Linked DNA regions of Homo sapiens: region 1 is linked to region 2. The links are chromatin loops, found by intact Hi-C in ENCODE. Cell type or tissue: heart right ventricle. All regions are shown on one strand.

Region 1 (8,000 bases), 510 kb after region 2:
AGGCCCACAAGTCTGCTTCTTTCCATTTCTCAAATACGTTTTCCCTCCTGCTATATAGGACTGGCAAATGCTGTTCCCTCTGCCTGATGGGAACCTCTTCATCTAGCCAATGCAGGCTTCCCTTTCCACTCCCAGGTTACTCCCCACTTTAGGGAGCTTTAGTGGTCAAATTTGATATTGTTCCTGAGAGAGTTCCATTCATTCTGTCCGGCAGCTTCATCTTGCCAGTTTCCATTCACTTCTTAGCACTCCTCAGGTTATCATTTTACATGTGTGGCATGACTATTTGACTGTCAGTCTCCACCCTACACCTAAATCTCTGTGAACATTGCACCATATTTGGTTTTGCTCATCATTGAATCTCAGGGTTCACCATTTCCTGAATGAATGAATGAATGAATGAATGAATGAAGCTGCAGAAGTTCACTATGACTTGGGCATGGATTGCAAGAATTCACTGATAAAATGAGAGCCGAGTCATGCCTTATGCACCCGATGAAAAGTTTAGGTTTATTCTTGAGGGCAACAGAGAGTCATTGAAAGATTTTAAATAAGGTGATGTAATGACTGGATTGTACAGAGAAGGGCAAGGTCAGAGGCAGGAAGACTGGTTAGGAGGCTGCTGCTGGAGTCAAAGGGAGATGATGATGGCATGGACTAAGGCAGTGTCCTCGGTCACCATGATACCTGGCTGGGAAGTGTTCCCTGTCCCCTGGGAATGTGAGACCCAGGCAACACCACTCCTGGGGCCTCTGGCTCACCCATCCAAGAAAACCTCCCTTCCCAAACTCACCAAAGAGTAGAAGACTGGAAATGGGGGTGTGGTTTTCAGATAAAGGAGATGCTGTGCAGAACAGTCATGGACCAGGAGCTGCCAATGTGCTCACAGACAGAGATTTTGTTTAATTTGTGTCTTGGATTCCTGCAAAAGTATTTGCTGTCTTGATAGACAAGGGATACACAGCAAAGAGTGCATACGGTAAACAAGGGCAGTATAATCAAAGCAGTTTTCCTCCCAAGTTGAAATCCCAGACCACCTTGCCAAACACAGCCAGTTAAAGTAAATATAATAAATGCCTTTTCCAGACAGACGCACTCCTAAAGGCACAGCAAGGAGATGAGAAGATATGCTGACCAAGCAGATTAACGGGGGTGAATTAAGCAGAGAAAGGATAGACCAGCTGGCATAGGGCCTCGCAGAGAGCTAGAAACAGTCACAAAAATTAAGCTAAATCCAAAAAAAAAAAAAAAAAAACCCTGAAATGATACAGGAGGGAACTGATTCTAAGCGCAGCCCATCCCTGCCTAGAGCCGCAGGCTAATTTGGTAATTAGCAGTTATATAAAATCGATGGCTAACTGTTCAGATGGAGGATGCGCCATGACATCATGAGAGAGATAGAAAACCCCACGTCCTAGTTATTATTTCCCTCTACCGGGAAAAAAGAAGATCCGACACTCACTGATCATCTCTCTTATTCCAGGAACTCTCATACAGTTATAGCTTCTTTAATCTTCACAACCACCTCATGAGGTGGGTATGGTTAGCATTCCCATTTTACAGATGAGGAAACTGAGGCTTGTGGAGTTTGAAAACCTGCCCAAGTTCACAAGGCTAGCAAGGGGCACAGCTGTGATTCAAAGCCAGTCCTTTCGAGTCCCAGTCAGAAGATTCCCCTTCCACAGCTGCTTCTGCTAAAGAAGTAAAATGTAAGGGACAGTCCAAATTTAAATGCCACAGACCTAGAAGCGATGGGAAAATTATTATTGAGTAGGGGGCTTAAATAGGTTGATTTTTTGTTACAGTCAGATTTAAAACATTTCAAATATATGTGTATATATATATATATATATAATATTACATTTATATATTACACATAATTATCTCAGGGAGTTCACTGCTGAGGAGATTTATGAGGCAAATAGCTTAACATAATTTAAGAAGGGATTATTGGCACATAAGGAAATCAAGTGTATTTGTACTCGCTGAGATGCTAGTTGCAAGGATTGTTGGTTCTCTTGCTGAGGCATCTGGGGGAAGAGAAGGGAGAGCCATGAAAAAGAGAAAGGGACAAAAGGGAGAAGTTTGACTCTGGCTCTAAAACATTGTGCTTTCTCACTCACTCTCCAACTTGGAGCGTAAAAAGTTAAGTTTTTCAGCCTCCAATGCCTGTGTTCAGACACAGTTTGATCTGAATGCTCTGCTCCATGCAACATGCTAAGAGCCTAGACTTTCAACTCTGTACCCAGGCTTGCCACTTGCTGTGTGATTTGGGACAGTTGATTGAATCTTTCTAAACCTCTGTTTCTTCATCTGTTAAAGGGGACTGATACCACTGACCCCACAGTGCCATCATGAGGCATTCATGAGGCAATACATTTAACGAGTTTAAGGTAGTGCTTCTGACAACAAACTACTCAGTAAGTGGATGACAGTGGTGAAGACGAAAGAGATGAGGAGGTCTGTGAGCTACTGGATGGTTTAGGATGTCCTCCTTTAGTCCATGTGGCCTAGTGGTTTAGAACCTTGCCTCTCACAGCGTGGTGCAGCCACCAGCAGCCTGGGCATTACGCCCAGAGATGTTGGAGGCCTCTTCCCCCGAGAACTACCAACCCAGAGCCTGCATTTTAGGACCCCTGCTTCAAGGAAATCTATGAGTGAGAAGCACTCACTTAGAGCACAGCTGTGGAAGTACCCCACTCAGGGGGGAGACCAGCTTCATGAAAAGTGCATCCTTGAGCAAATTTCTTAAATTTCCTGCACTTTAGTTCTCTCATCTAAAAGACATCCTATCTACCTCATTGGGTTGTAGCGAGAATTAAATGAAATCATACATATATCCCTATTCAAGAACTTAGGATGGAGCCTGGCACACAGTAAGCACTCAATACCCATTCAATTTTTTATTGGTATTAATCCTCACAAAGCTCAGACCTGAAGCCGTGGCAGCCTGGCCTTTGCTGGGCACAAGGTCAGGCCCCCTTTACTCTCACTGTTGACTCAACACTTAAAGCTCTATGGCACCTGTATTTGCCATTCCCTGCAGAAGCCGTTGTCTCTGAGGCCACCATTTTCCTCTTTGTTGTGGAATCCAGGCCCTTCCTGACTCTCCTGGTCTCTGAGACATTCCCAGAGCTGGCTGGCAGCAAGTACCCCCTCTTGACCTCCCTCTTTACAAATGTTGCCCTCTGCCACACAGAGTCCAGGCTGGTGCCCAAAATTCAAACACTCCCCCCCCATTATTCTCTGTAGGCAATGTCCAGAGAATTCCTTCTGGGATATGAATTTGTTTCTGAACAACAGACTCAATGTCTGCAATGACTTTTTCTCTCTGCTCTAGTGGCTTCTGTGTCCTTAATAAGTCTGTTTTAGTCTCAGTCACTTAGCCTGTATGATGTCTGTTTGGCCTGTGCACCATACCTATAGTCCCAAAGGGGTCCTTGAGTGTTACACATCTTACCAGCCAGATTAGAACCTGGCACCATGTAACAGGGTACAATACCATTCTGCTTTCTGGGCAGCAACAAAAAAAAAAAACAACAAATCATTTAGAAAACTCCAAGTGGAAGGAGGGAGGGAAAGAGAGAGAGAAGGGAGGGAGAAGATTTTTAGTTGCTGATTGCAATTTAGCGAAAAAAATCAACTTCCCTGACTGGGACTAACGCAAATTATAAACACTACTCTGGCCTTTGTGTCCAAGGTGACTGCTCTAATCTTTCATCAAAAAGGCATGTGGTTGTGTTTTAGCAGGAGGGGAGGGGGCTTGCCCTAAGCCATCCACTCTCTCTCACCTGGTCTTCCCTCATGAACAGAAGCTTAGGATCCGTAAGGATTCTCATGACCAGGAAACAAGGCAAAAGGAGCCAGGCCCATACGGTCACAGGAGCACCGTGCTCTCACAACCACCCAGGGCCCGTTCATCGCACCCCTTACCCACTCCACAGGGCACCTGCCTTAGGCCTCATGGTGGCATTTGCTAACCTGCTGCCTCTCCCTGCACCAGGACTATCTCTATCTCCAGTTGACAAGCTGAAAAATTGCCAACAGGGCCTAGGAAATCCAGAAGCTTTACAGTTTCTACAGATGTGATACAACATAGGACTGCAAGAAAACAGAGACTTACAGCCAGCCACACATGATGCACTCACACTCACCACATGCACACATGTACACACAAACACACCTACAGACTCTTGCACTTACACTTAAGCACATATGCACACTCACATGCACATACACACATACTCATACACACATGCACACACTCATAGTCATACACACCACACATGCTCATGCCCTCATACGTACACACTACACTTTCACATACCCTCACACGTACACACACTCACACACGCTAGGCTGATGCCTGCAAGTACGTCCTGATCATGCTTTGGGAGTTGCCGCCTTCAAGGTTTCTGGCCCAAATGGGGATCTAGTGGTGAGAAGGTCGGCTCCTCAGGGTACACTGGCAGGCCACGTGCTTGTCTGCAGGGGAAGAAATCTGAGACTCCAGAGGGAGTCCAGCTGGCAAGTCAGCACTGACCACGGCACTCAATGTCCACCTCGCTATGTCTGCACTCCCTGATGGGCCAGTGCACAAACACCAAACCCAGCACCAGACCTTCAACGCCCTGCAGCTCTTCTGAGGAGGAAAGGACCAGGCACAGGGCCTGGGGTCCCGGGCCAGACAGTGCTCAGCCTCCTTTGGGCGAAGTCACAGTGACCCCAAGTGGTCACTTTGGTAAGGCACCCTCTAAACATGGTGTCACCTTCCAGGGGCGGGAAGCTGGGGAGTGGGCTGCAGAGACCCAAGTTGAAGAGGAGGAAAGAAAGGACAAAGGCTTCCACATACCTCTTCCTCACGGAGCTGGGACATACAGGGCCTATTCCTTATTTGTCTTAAAGGCTGGGGATAAGGGGGCTGGGGGAAAAGCCAGGTGGGAATATTTCAGCTGCAGCTTCCACTCCTCAGCAGGGAGTACTTGTTCACAGCAACAACCCAGAATAGGGATGCTCCTATATGACAAGGTTGATGAGCTGTGTTTCTCATTAATTCCACCAGCAATAAGAAAGTTCCATCTGGAAACAGGCCTTAGAAGTATTATTTTTCTTATCAAAAATGGGCTTGTTAGGCCAGTCCCTTCCTTTAAATCAGGATGGAATTGGCTGCTTCTCTTGAAACTTGAACATCATGCACACCCAAAAAAGCAGGGAGATGGCCTCGAAAGCCTGACTCATTCCAGGAATCCTGAAGATGCACCTGTCATTATCCAAAGAGATAAGTGTGGGGAGGCTGACTGCTCAGATCTCCATTTAACTAAAAAGTAGATTGGTGCCTATCTGGTGTGATTTCAGGGGCTCTCCAAAGATATTCTCCACATATCTCCCCCATGAAACCTCTGGTCTCCAAATTCCACTGATGGGAAATTTCTCTATGAGGGACCCTATATTAGTCCCTGGGTTTTCATGAATTATTTTGCCAGAGCTGCCTTTGCATGCCCTGTTTCCTTTGTCTGGGATGCCCTCCCTGCCACCAGATGTCCATGGGTCCTTCAAAACCCAGTCCAGATATCCTCTCTTCGGAGTCTCCCCAACACTCCCCACCACCACCGCTACTGCCACCAGCACCATGCTGCTTCTGTGCATGTTTTCTCACTATACTACATACTGAAAAAAATAAAATCTTTGACCCAAAGACCTAAGAGTCTAGTGAGGAAACCAACATGAAAACTAACAATAATAACATAATCACTATAAAAATCGCAGATTGACTGCAAGTTCCTTGGGGACAGGGTCCTCAGTTTGTCCCTCTCTGTGAAGGTAGGCACCCAGTGCACTAGGGCCAATCACACCCCTAACCTCAGTTTCATAGACTTGAGCTTCACAGACACTTGGGAGATGATCTCAGGGATTTAAAGATGGAAAGGTCCATATTTCCTCATGTCCACTTGATCCCAACCAAGTCTGCAGACCCCAAGTATCTTACTCATGTTTTTGCTAGCAAGAGACAGCAATCTCAGTTCCTTGGGCCTCCTTCTCCCTACCACTTTCCCTGCTAGCGACAGCAGGCATGAAGAATAGGTTCCCAAAACAGGGCTAAGTGAGTCATTCTGCCTTTATCACCACAGTCCTTGCACTGCAGGTGAGAATGTGCTAACTCCTGTTCCTTTCTAGCCCTAATTAATCTATGAATGCTCATTATGCCCCATTCTGGCCACTAGAGAATTCCATATTTCCTTCCCTCTATCTTTCCTTATCTTAGCCAGCTTTAAGTTCCAACTCAAATGCCTTCTCTGGAAAGACTTATCTGACTATTACAGCCCATGCTGATCTTCTCCCTGCTGATCGTGTCCTCTTAGTCCCATGCTGATCTTGTCCTCTTAGTTAGCAGCCTCTGCTTTGGTCCTGCATTAGTCCATTTGCATTACTATAAAGGAATACCTGAGGGTGGGTAATTTATAAAGAAAGGAGGTTTGACTGGCTTACAGTTCTGCAGAGTGTACAGGAAACATGGTGCCAGAATCTGCTTCTGGTGAGGGCCTCGGAAAGCTTACAATCATGCGGGAAGCCGGAGGAGTAGCCCGCGCATCACACAATGAGAGAGGGAGCAAGGGTTGGGGGGAGGTGCCACACACTTTTAAACAACCAGATCTCACGAGAACTCACTCACTATCTGGAGGACAGCTCCAAGCCATTCATGAGGGATCCACCCCCATGACCCAAACACCTCCCACTGGGCCCCACCACCAACATTGGGGATGGCAATTCAATATGAGATTTGGAGGGGACAAGCATCCAAACTATAACAGGTACCAAATCACTCTCGAATTCCAAGTTGCTTACTCCACTCCTTCCTCCTGGCCTGTAAGACTCAGGGATGGGAACCATGCTATCATGAGTCAGAAAATAACAAGAGACTTGGGTTCCAAACCTAGTTGTATCATGTATCAGTTTTGTGACCTTGGCCAAGGAATAGACTTCTTGGAGCCCCTGTTTGCTCATCTGCAATACCCTATCAGTAGTGCTTCAGGGAAATTAAATAACGTGTGAATCTTTAAGAAGCTCAGTAATACTTGCATAACTCTTTACCATCAGACACTCAAAAAGTCTTCATTTTTTACTTCTCTTTTTCTTCCCTCCCCTTCGTCATTATTCTTTTCCATGTAGCTTAGTGCTAGGCATATTATGGGTGCTCACTAAATAATTATTTTACTTTTTTAGCACAGATTCCTTTTCACCCCCAAAAGGCAAGGCTAATGTCTTGTTCAGCTCACACCACCTTGTGTCTGACACAAAGGAGGCCCTTAATATTTGTTGAATGTATGACTGTGCTTTAGGGGTTCCAAGAAGAATGGGTGTGAGGTGAAAGAGTTGAGAAAAGCATCAACCTCCAAGTTGAACAAAGAAAGTTCTATAAGGAACAGAGAGTAGTGATTTCCTATGGGATGAATTTTCTGTGCTATTGTTAAGAAAGGGAACAGGGCCATTTATATGTTACCACTTGCAGGAGTTGGATGGAGAGATAAAGGGGGCATTGATAGAGAGCAATGGGGTCTTTAAAAAGTGAGAAATCCCTAGGAGTACTCAGAGTGCTGATATCTAAGTGCACTGGCTATGCCTCGGATACATGTGGTTTTTTTTTTTTTCCAGCAGAACTGTGTCTAACCTGCTGGCAAAGAGCAACAATTCACTTGTAGCATGGAAGAAAGCTGCTGAAAATCAAAGGAAAGCAGCAGGCACAAACCTATAAGCAAGTCCCACTTTTCCATCCTCTAGACAGAAAACCTGGGAAGAGAACACATTAAATTCTGCTCTGCAGTTTTCTGGGAGAAGATGATTCCATTGTAAATTATTGAACATTTCATTTAAGCTTCATAAATAAGAAACTGGGATGAAAATGTTACATGTTAGATCTGTTTGGCAACGTATAATTTCTGTCTTACTCCCTCCATCTGTCACCCTTCATCTATGTTGGAGAATTTCTACTTCATTATAGGCAA
Region 2 (8,000 bases):
GCTCTACCCAGCTGGGTCACTCAGGAGACTAGGGACTCAGATAGCTCTTTTTCTTCTGAGTTGGGTCTTCTGTCTCTGCCCAGCAGTGGCAATCAGCCTTGTCAAGTCCTCCGTGGAGAATGATGATGGCTTGAGGTGAACAAACACTACAGTGTTGTAGAAATGGAGGAGACAGAGCTGCCGTTGGCATGGGTCCTTGTCATCCCCTCCCCTGCTTCCCCTCCTAGTATCATCCCCTCTCCTGCTACACCGTGTGACCACCCACCCCTCGGGCAATTCCTCCAGCCTCCGTGTGAGGCAAGGAGTTGAAGGTGGAAGCTGGATGAGCTGGGGGTGTGAGAGGTGGAGCGTAAGGTGGGCAGGGACTGTGTCTCATCCAGCTTGGTGTCATCAGCACCTGGAACAGAGTGGGTGGCAAAAGATGTGTGGCTTATGAAGCAACATCGGGACGCTCATGGTCCAGTTTCTGAGCAGTGCGCTGTTTAACAACCAATGTGTCATTTCAAAAAGACTCAAGTTCGTTACTGTCTTTTCTTGAACTCCTTGGAGGGAGATATGTAGACCACAGCAACATTCCTAAAACATCTTGAAAGTGCTGCCTGCCGCTGTGTCTCTGCTTCCTCCCTGCAGCTCATAGGTCCCAGCGTGGATCACACATGTCCATCCAGCAGGTCCTTCCCCTCCTGCCTTCTGGAAAGCTGTCCTGGACCATGGCCCTCTGCCTGCTCCCCCTACCTCACGTCCATGCTGCACACCTCCTCTCTGTACCCAGTGCTCCTGTTAGAACCCACTGTGTGTGTTCTGCTGGTTTCTTTGATTGTCTCTCCCCACCCACCCTGGCCACCACTAAGTTGTCAGTTCCACGTGGATAGGGACAAGCCTTTTATAGCCTAGCATTGTGCCTTGGTACATAGTAAATGCTCCAAAAAAAAAGTTTGTCAAATAGAAGGTATGCTCCTTGCTTTAGGACTTGCTTTTTATTGAAAGAGATAAGCTGTAAAGACATCCTTACAAATAAAATGTGTAATGTGTCGGAAGGGGAGTGAACCTTACAGAGGGGCCCTGAGGAGTGTGAGGAGGAATCCCAGCACAGGAGCTGGACTTGTTCTAGAAGTGACATCCCGGTTTCTCCGTGGAGCCGCAGGATGCACATTCCCTGTGACAGACAGGGCCAGCAGCTGCCCAATGCGCCATCACAACTTTAATGTAAATGTAGCTGTGTTTGTATGAACGAATACACAATTCAGTGGTGTCACATGATGCTGAGAGGGAAAATGGCCTGATGGGACAGCCTGTCTGCAGCTCCATACCAACACATGCCCTCGTGCCATCTTCTCCTCAGTGGAGGTCCAAGGCCTGTTCTTATTAAAAAAAATAAAGGCTGTATGCGGCCGGGCGCAGTGGCTCACGCCTATAATACCAGCACTTTGGGAGGCCGAGGCGGGCGGATCACAAGGTCAGGAGATCGAGACCATCCTGTCTAACACGGTGAAACCCTGTCTCTACTAAACCTACAAAAAAATTAGCCAGGCATGGTGGCGGGCGCCTGTAGTGCCAGCTACTCGGGAGGCTGAGGCAGGAGAATGGCGTGAACCCAGGAGGCGGAGCTTGCTGTGAGCTGAGATCGTGCCACTGCACTCCAGCCTGGGCGACAGAGCAAGACTCCATCTCAAAATAAATAAATAAATAAACAAATAAAGGCTGTATGCAAGCTAAGGAGTGGCCTTCATGTCCCAGATCTGCCTGGCTTTGCCCTTTTTAGCTGTGTGATTTTTTTTTTCTTTTTTTTTTTTTTTAGACTGAGTCTTGCTCTGTCACCAGGCTGGAGTTCAGTGGCTTGATGTTGGCTCACTGCACCCTCCACCTCCCGGGTTCAAGTGATTCTCCTGCCTCAATCTCCTGAGTAGCTGGGACTACAGGGGTACGCCATCATACCCAGCTAATTTTTGTATTTTTAGTAAAGACAGGGTTTCACCATGTTGGCCAGGGTGGTCTTGATCTCCTGAACTCGTGATCTGCCCGCCTCAGCCTCCCAAAGTATTGAGATTACAGGCATGAGCCACCGTGCCCGGCCTAGCTGTGTGATCTTAATTCTCTATGCCTTGGGTCCCTTATCTCTGAAGCGGGGATGGTAATAGCATTGACCTTATGGGGTTATTGCAAACATTAAATGAATGAATATGGGTAAAACAGGTCAGCGCCTGGCCCATCTGAAGACCTGGAAAGTACCAGGTGTTAGCTGTGATTGTACTCTGTGCACAAGCCCTCTGTGGTTTGGAGCATTTGTTATCCTCTCTGAGCCACAGCCACTGCTGTACATGTGTAAACACTCTCTACAGAATTTGGAAAATGCAGCCTGGGTGGCTTCCTGGGAAACATAGATTAGGACTGGATGCCCCAGGGAGGTAAGGTTGACAGGTGTAGCAAAGAAAACTACAGGGAGCCCAGTTACATTTTAATTTCAGATAAATAGCAGATACTTTCTTTGGTATAGATATTTCCCATTCAGTACAGTATTTGGGATATAAACTTGAAAAATTTATCACTGAAATTCAAATTTAACCAGGTGTTCTATATTTACTCTGGCAACCCTGCTGGGAGGGTTTCTTCAAGGCATTGCCTTCTGATCTGGTAGCCTACAGCCTGCCAAAGTGAAGGGGAAGACAGGAGCCAGGGATTAAAACCAATGACCCATCCTGGAGCCTCTAAATCATGCCTTTAAGTCTCGCTACCCTCAGTGGCCCATTGGCCCATCCTGGAGCCTCTAAGTCATGCCTTCTGTGACTTCAGACTTTGCCAGGGCTCTTCAAGGTGTCTGTGCAGCATTGCATGGCTCCAGCAGGCACTGAGAAGAAATCGTATTGACTTGACTGATTGAATGAATGAAGGAATGAATGGGGTTATAGTGGGTCTGAAGCCTGCGGAGTGTGATTGGAGGGACATCAAGAGGCTCCATTCCTCAACATTTGTTAGCCACGCTTCCCCGAGGTCTGCAGACTTTACCATGAGAGAGCCATTCCTCAGAGCTAAGGAATTTGTCCACTGGAGCCTCCATTAAAGTGGAGTAGGCCTGGGAGGGGCCATACTCAGTGCCAGCAGCCCTTCCCACATTGGCAGGCTCTGTGAGTTACACAGGGTGTGTGTAGGTGGGGACACTCAGGGCTCTGCAGTCAGGATGCCTGGATTTGAATCCCAGCTCCATTCACTGAAACAGGCATTGATTCTCCCTATATTTTCTCCATCTCCCATTTCAGTCTGGCAGCCTTGGAAGTTGCTCAAAGGCAGCTGTTCTCCATGCCTTGGTGCAGAACTAAACACATTGAAGAGCTTATGCCAAATGCCATTGAGGGTAATGAGAAAGAGAGAGATAGACGGAAAGAGTGATGTTTCCCCATAATGGGTTGAGAGAGAGTGAGGATCTGGGAACTATCTGGTGAAAGCAAATTGGGGAGAAGCAAGAGCTTAGAGGAGACTTCTGGCTACTTTCTGAAGGTTCCAGGCCCTAGGAGTTGTGTGGGCCTGGAAGGACATCGTGGGCAGGATAACGGGTGTCTCAATAGCAGACAGTATAGACAGATCAACAGCAACGGTAATTGAGTGCTTTGTGCCTGGCACTGTGGTAAACGCCTTACAGGTATTCATCCATGCTTAGAGTAGCCGCTTCTGTTTCCCCGTGAGAAGTTGAGGGGCGGAGAGTTTAACTTCAGAACCACCAGGAGGTCTTCTTTGAAGCCTGGGCTTGCATTAGATCTGGGGTGAGAGATTTTATGGTGACTGAGGGTAAATTTCTCTCAAGCTGGAGGGGATGAAGACTCATACTTGTATTTGAGTCAATTTAAAGAAAAAAAAAAAGAAATGTGATATTTGGTTTGTCACTGAAATCTGGACTCCTTGTACACCTTCATTATGGAGATTTGTTCGTTGGACTCCAATGTGCTCCAGCCTGACCCGCTCAGGCCCCTCCGAGGCAGGAGGATGCGCAGGCATCGGACTGCTCCTTAGGGAGTGGCGGGGAGGGGTTCTGCTCGATTTACCTCTTGGCAGCCATCAGAGCCTCCCTGGGGGAGGAGGGAGCTGGGAGAGAGTGGCAGGGGCTTCACGTGCGAGCGCTAAGTCCGAGCCCTGTGCCCCAAGCTGCCCGGTGCCTGCACAGCCTCCCCGGCTCCTCATAAAGGCTCTGAGTCTAGCACAGTATCTCCAAAGGCCACTAGGGGCAGTGTCAGCCTGCGCTTCCCAGGGCTAGCCCAGTCGTCGGCCTCCGGAGAATCCCCAAGAGGTTCCCAAACAGGCAGATTCTGGTACCAGTGCTGGAGGTTCAGTGGGTCTGGGGCAGAGCCCTAGGAATCTGTATTTTCACAAGCACCTCCAGTCGATTGTGATGGGCAGTCAGGTTTGGGAACCACTGATCCTGGCTTACCTTCTACCCATTTCCGGCATCCTCCGTCGCCTCCTCAGGCCCAGCCCCTGACCACAGCTCATCCAGCCTCAGTTGGAACTCTCCTTGTTGTCGATTGTTCAGAATGCCTGACAGTTCTTTCTTCCACTGAGCCAAAGGCTCGCCTCCCGCTGCTGTCCTCTGACCCACATCCTCCCGCAGTGCTGTGCTGTGCCTGCCTTCGCCAGCATCTCTCCCCTGCCGGGCCCAGCACGGATCACCTCTCCCTACCTGCTGCCCTCGGTGCGGCTTTCCTCCTGGCGGCACAAGGCTCCCGGACGGCCCACCCTGTGCTTGTTCGCTGGACGTGTCTGTTGACGCCTCTGTAAATACACAGCCACGCTGGAGCCTTAACCTCCAAGACGTCTGATGGGGAGAAGAGGCACAGAGCCCCCTTTCTCCCTGGGAAGCTGCTGCCTTTCGTGGGGGACCTATGTAGGTCTAAGAGCTAATCATACTAAAGGGAAAGTTAAGCACAGAATAGTCCTCTCCCCACTGTCACACTAGCCCAATTCCACAACTGTTGTTACTTTTCTTTAAAAAAATTGACCTGGCATGGTGGCTTATGCCTGTAAACCCAGCACTTTGGGAGGCCAAGGTGGGTGGATCACCTGAGGCCAGGAGTTGGAGACCAGCCTGACTAACACAGGGAGTCTCATCTCTATTCTACTAAAAATACAAAAATTAGCTGGGTGTGGTGGTGTGTGCCTGTAATCCCAGCCACTTGGGAGGCTGAGCCACGAGAATCACTTGAACCCAGGAGACAGAGGTTGTAGTGAGCCGAGATGGTACCCCTGCACTCCAGCCTGGGAGATAGAGTTAGACTCTGTCTCGAAAAAAAAAACAATTTACCTTAACATATTTATTCAGTTGCTACTAGGGTATGTATACCGTTTCATATTCTGCCATTTTCATAAAATACTATTTCCCCACATCTCTGCATAGTCTTCCTAATTCCATTATAATGGCTGCATAGTACCACATCCTGTGGCCTGGGTTCAAGTCTCTGTCTTCCACCAGCATGCTGCAGGCACCCTAACATGCCATTGTTCCTCTCCATGAGCTGATCCTGTCCCCATGGGCCTGGCATGCTTGTCCATCATTTTGTTTTATCTTCTAGCCCTTGCACTAGATATAACCATACAGTATCCCTGTCATTTGGGGCATAGATAGGCTAACACTTGCTTTATGGCACTGTCCATAGGGGGCTGCAAAACAGAAGAGCTATTTTAGCTGTTATCTGTTAGACCGCTCTTTGCTAATCACCACTACCATTTATGGAGCTATCATGGGCCAGTCTTAGATTGGGCATTTGGTGCGACTTATCCCAGGCAATTCTGAAAGCAACTCTATGAGATATCCATACACCAGTCCACATTACAGATGAGAAAACTCAGGCTCAGAAAAGTTAAGCAAGTTATCCAAGATTACACAGCATTTACAGGACAGAGAGGGATTCAGGCTCAGGTCTGGGGCACTGCTAAGTTTCTGCTTATGTCGCTCTCTTACATTTCAAGAAATGTAATCCGTCTCACGTGTATTTGAGCCCCTGCAAAATAAGCCTTAATGTAATGGAGTTGTAGCAAACCTTACTGATTTTGTATTTCTCCAACCCAGGCCTAGTGATAGGCTTTTTCTCTCTTATGTTGGTTGAAAAACATGCCCTCTCAACCCACTGTGCAGACTGAGCAATTGATGCATAGGCACAGGAGGCCACTAGGCCAGAGAAAGGTGGGGGATTAGAACTCAGGTCACATAGTGTCAGAGAGCAGATGGAAGGCCAAGAGGAGAAAGGGGTCATCGGGGAGATGCCTGTGGTAGGCAGGTCTGTCTGCAGTTCAGCTCCTGTGAGGTCCTGGCACCAGGGTCAAACCATCTCCCATCTGTACCTTCTCATTCTACCTTTCAGGAATAGCTTTTGCCCAGGCTCTGCAGCCCAACATTGCCCTCGCTGTGGGCCCAGCTCACATAGCCCTCCTGCCTGGCCTCTCCTGACCTTTCCTGCCCCACAGCAATCATGCACTCCTCTGAACTCCTCTGCAATTACAATTTAAATAATTCATTTGGCAATTAATCATATCTTGCCTTGTGACATCTCTTCTGTTCCACGTTGAGCTGTTATTTAGAAGTGCAATTGTTTAACTTCCCATGAGCAGCATATGCTGCCTTGCTAATCTAGTCCAGTTTTTTGTTGTTTCTTTCCTGGCAGTCAATCAAACCAGGGGTAACAATTTGAGGCCCCATTGGTGGGGGGTAGGCAGTGGGCAGAGATCCCCATTCAGGAGGCCATGGAGCAGGCAGCCAAGAGCCCTCTGACAACAGCCTCTTAGAGAGCAAGACTGCCATCACACTCCTCAGCCTCCTTTTCTCCTGATTCCCCCAGTTATGAAACAGCTCTGGATACAAACAATCTCAGGAATTTTCCATGCATTTGTACAGTCTCCTTGACTGGATTAGATTTCCTGTGGGCAAGGACCATTCATTCTATTTTCAGTGAGGCTGCCTAACATGATGTGGCAAATCCTGAAATGAGGGAGAGAAGCCTGAGAATTGAGTCCCAGCTCTGCCACTTACTACCCATCAGCCCAAGTAAGTCATTTTACTTCTCTCAGCCTCAGTTTTCTCATTTCTAAAAAGGGGGAAAATACCCATCTCATGAAAGTGTTAAGAGAATCATGGAACAAGTGCTTATATTCACACTGTATATGTACTCTAAGCAGCTTGCACACATCAACTCCTTTAATACTCATATTCACTCAAAGTAGATTCTATTATTATTTCCATTATACACAAAAAGATTAACAAGTGAGGAGCAAAATAAGTGGGGGTGTGTTCTTTAGGGGATACAAGGAAGGCCTGCCAAGAACAATGGCGAGGGACGAGTTTCACGCCTGTTGGGTGTCTGGGTGTCAGTGGGGGGAGATGGGTGGAAGGAGAGGTAGATGGAAGCAGGCACTGGGCAGGGTGTGGCCCTTGAATGTTCCCAGGAGTTTCCAGGCTTTAGGCCTGAGATACAGAGGGGAGAATGGGAGTTGGGATGGTTCCAGGCTTCAGTGAATTCCAAGATCAATGTATTTGCTTGAGGTGAACTTGACCTGGGAGGAGAGGAGTAACCCCAAGGCAGTCACAGATGTCTCTGGAGAGTGAAAATGAGAAAAACGTGTCCAGAGGGTTTTATCCATCCCCATCCCTCCTAAAGGTGAGGGCTAGAAGTTATTTTACTGTAACTCAAGCCTGGGGAGGAATCATAAGTCTTTTAGCACCATGAGTGTGGGAGCTGCACTAACAAGAAGTCTTCTTTTCCCTGTAAAAGATCCCATTGTTTGTAGATGGTCTCAGGGAACATAGCCCAGCTGGAGGGCCTCTTCTCCGGCCCTGACACTAGTCCGGCCCTGACAGTAGTCCTCCTCTCAGGATCGGTAGTGCCTCCTTCTCCCCTCCCAAATGCAGCAACCTAGCTAGAAAAACAGACAGGGACTGATACAGCACACCAGGTGCTGGCCAGGAGCAGATGGGATCTCAGGAGAGGAAGACAACGGGTTAAATGGAAGAGGGGAGGGAGAGG

What was found. A loop is a pair of places that touch in the nucleus more often than their neighbours do. Peaks named below come from ENCODE experiments on the same cell type or tissue, not always from the same donor. Only the 100,000 strongest peaks of a DNase experiment are listed, where the experiment ranks them.
Region 1: it touches region 2 in a loop (5-fold over the local background); 29 of 110 quality-filtered maps call a loop at or near these places.

The regions. Positions count from the first base shown.
Region 1 is chr1:175,370,715-175,378,714 of GRCh38, reverse strand. The region is part of intron 9 of TNR (tenascin R); the gene reads left to right. Among named protein-coding and RNA genes, the nearest start is that of KIAA0040, 180 kb to the right of the region's middle. RefSeq lists an enhancer at 4,660-4,809. In heart right ventricle, CTCF peaks have their summits at 4,525 and 4,724 (motif pointing left); no DNase peak of the experiment used is centred here.
Region 2 is chr1:175,884,343-175,892,342 of GRCh38, reverse strand. LOC124904458 (a long non-coding RNA gene) reads left to right here and starts at 5,607. Exons shown (of 2, transcript XR_007066743.1): 1 at 5,607-7,024. In heart right ventricle, CTCF peaks have their summits at 4,024 and 4,223; a DNase peak (open chromatin) is centred at 4,212.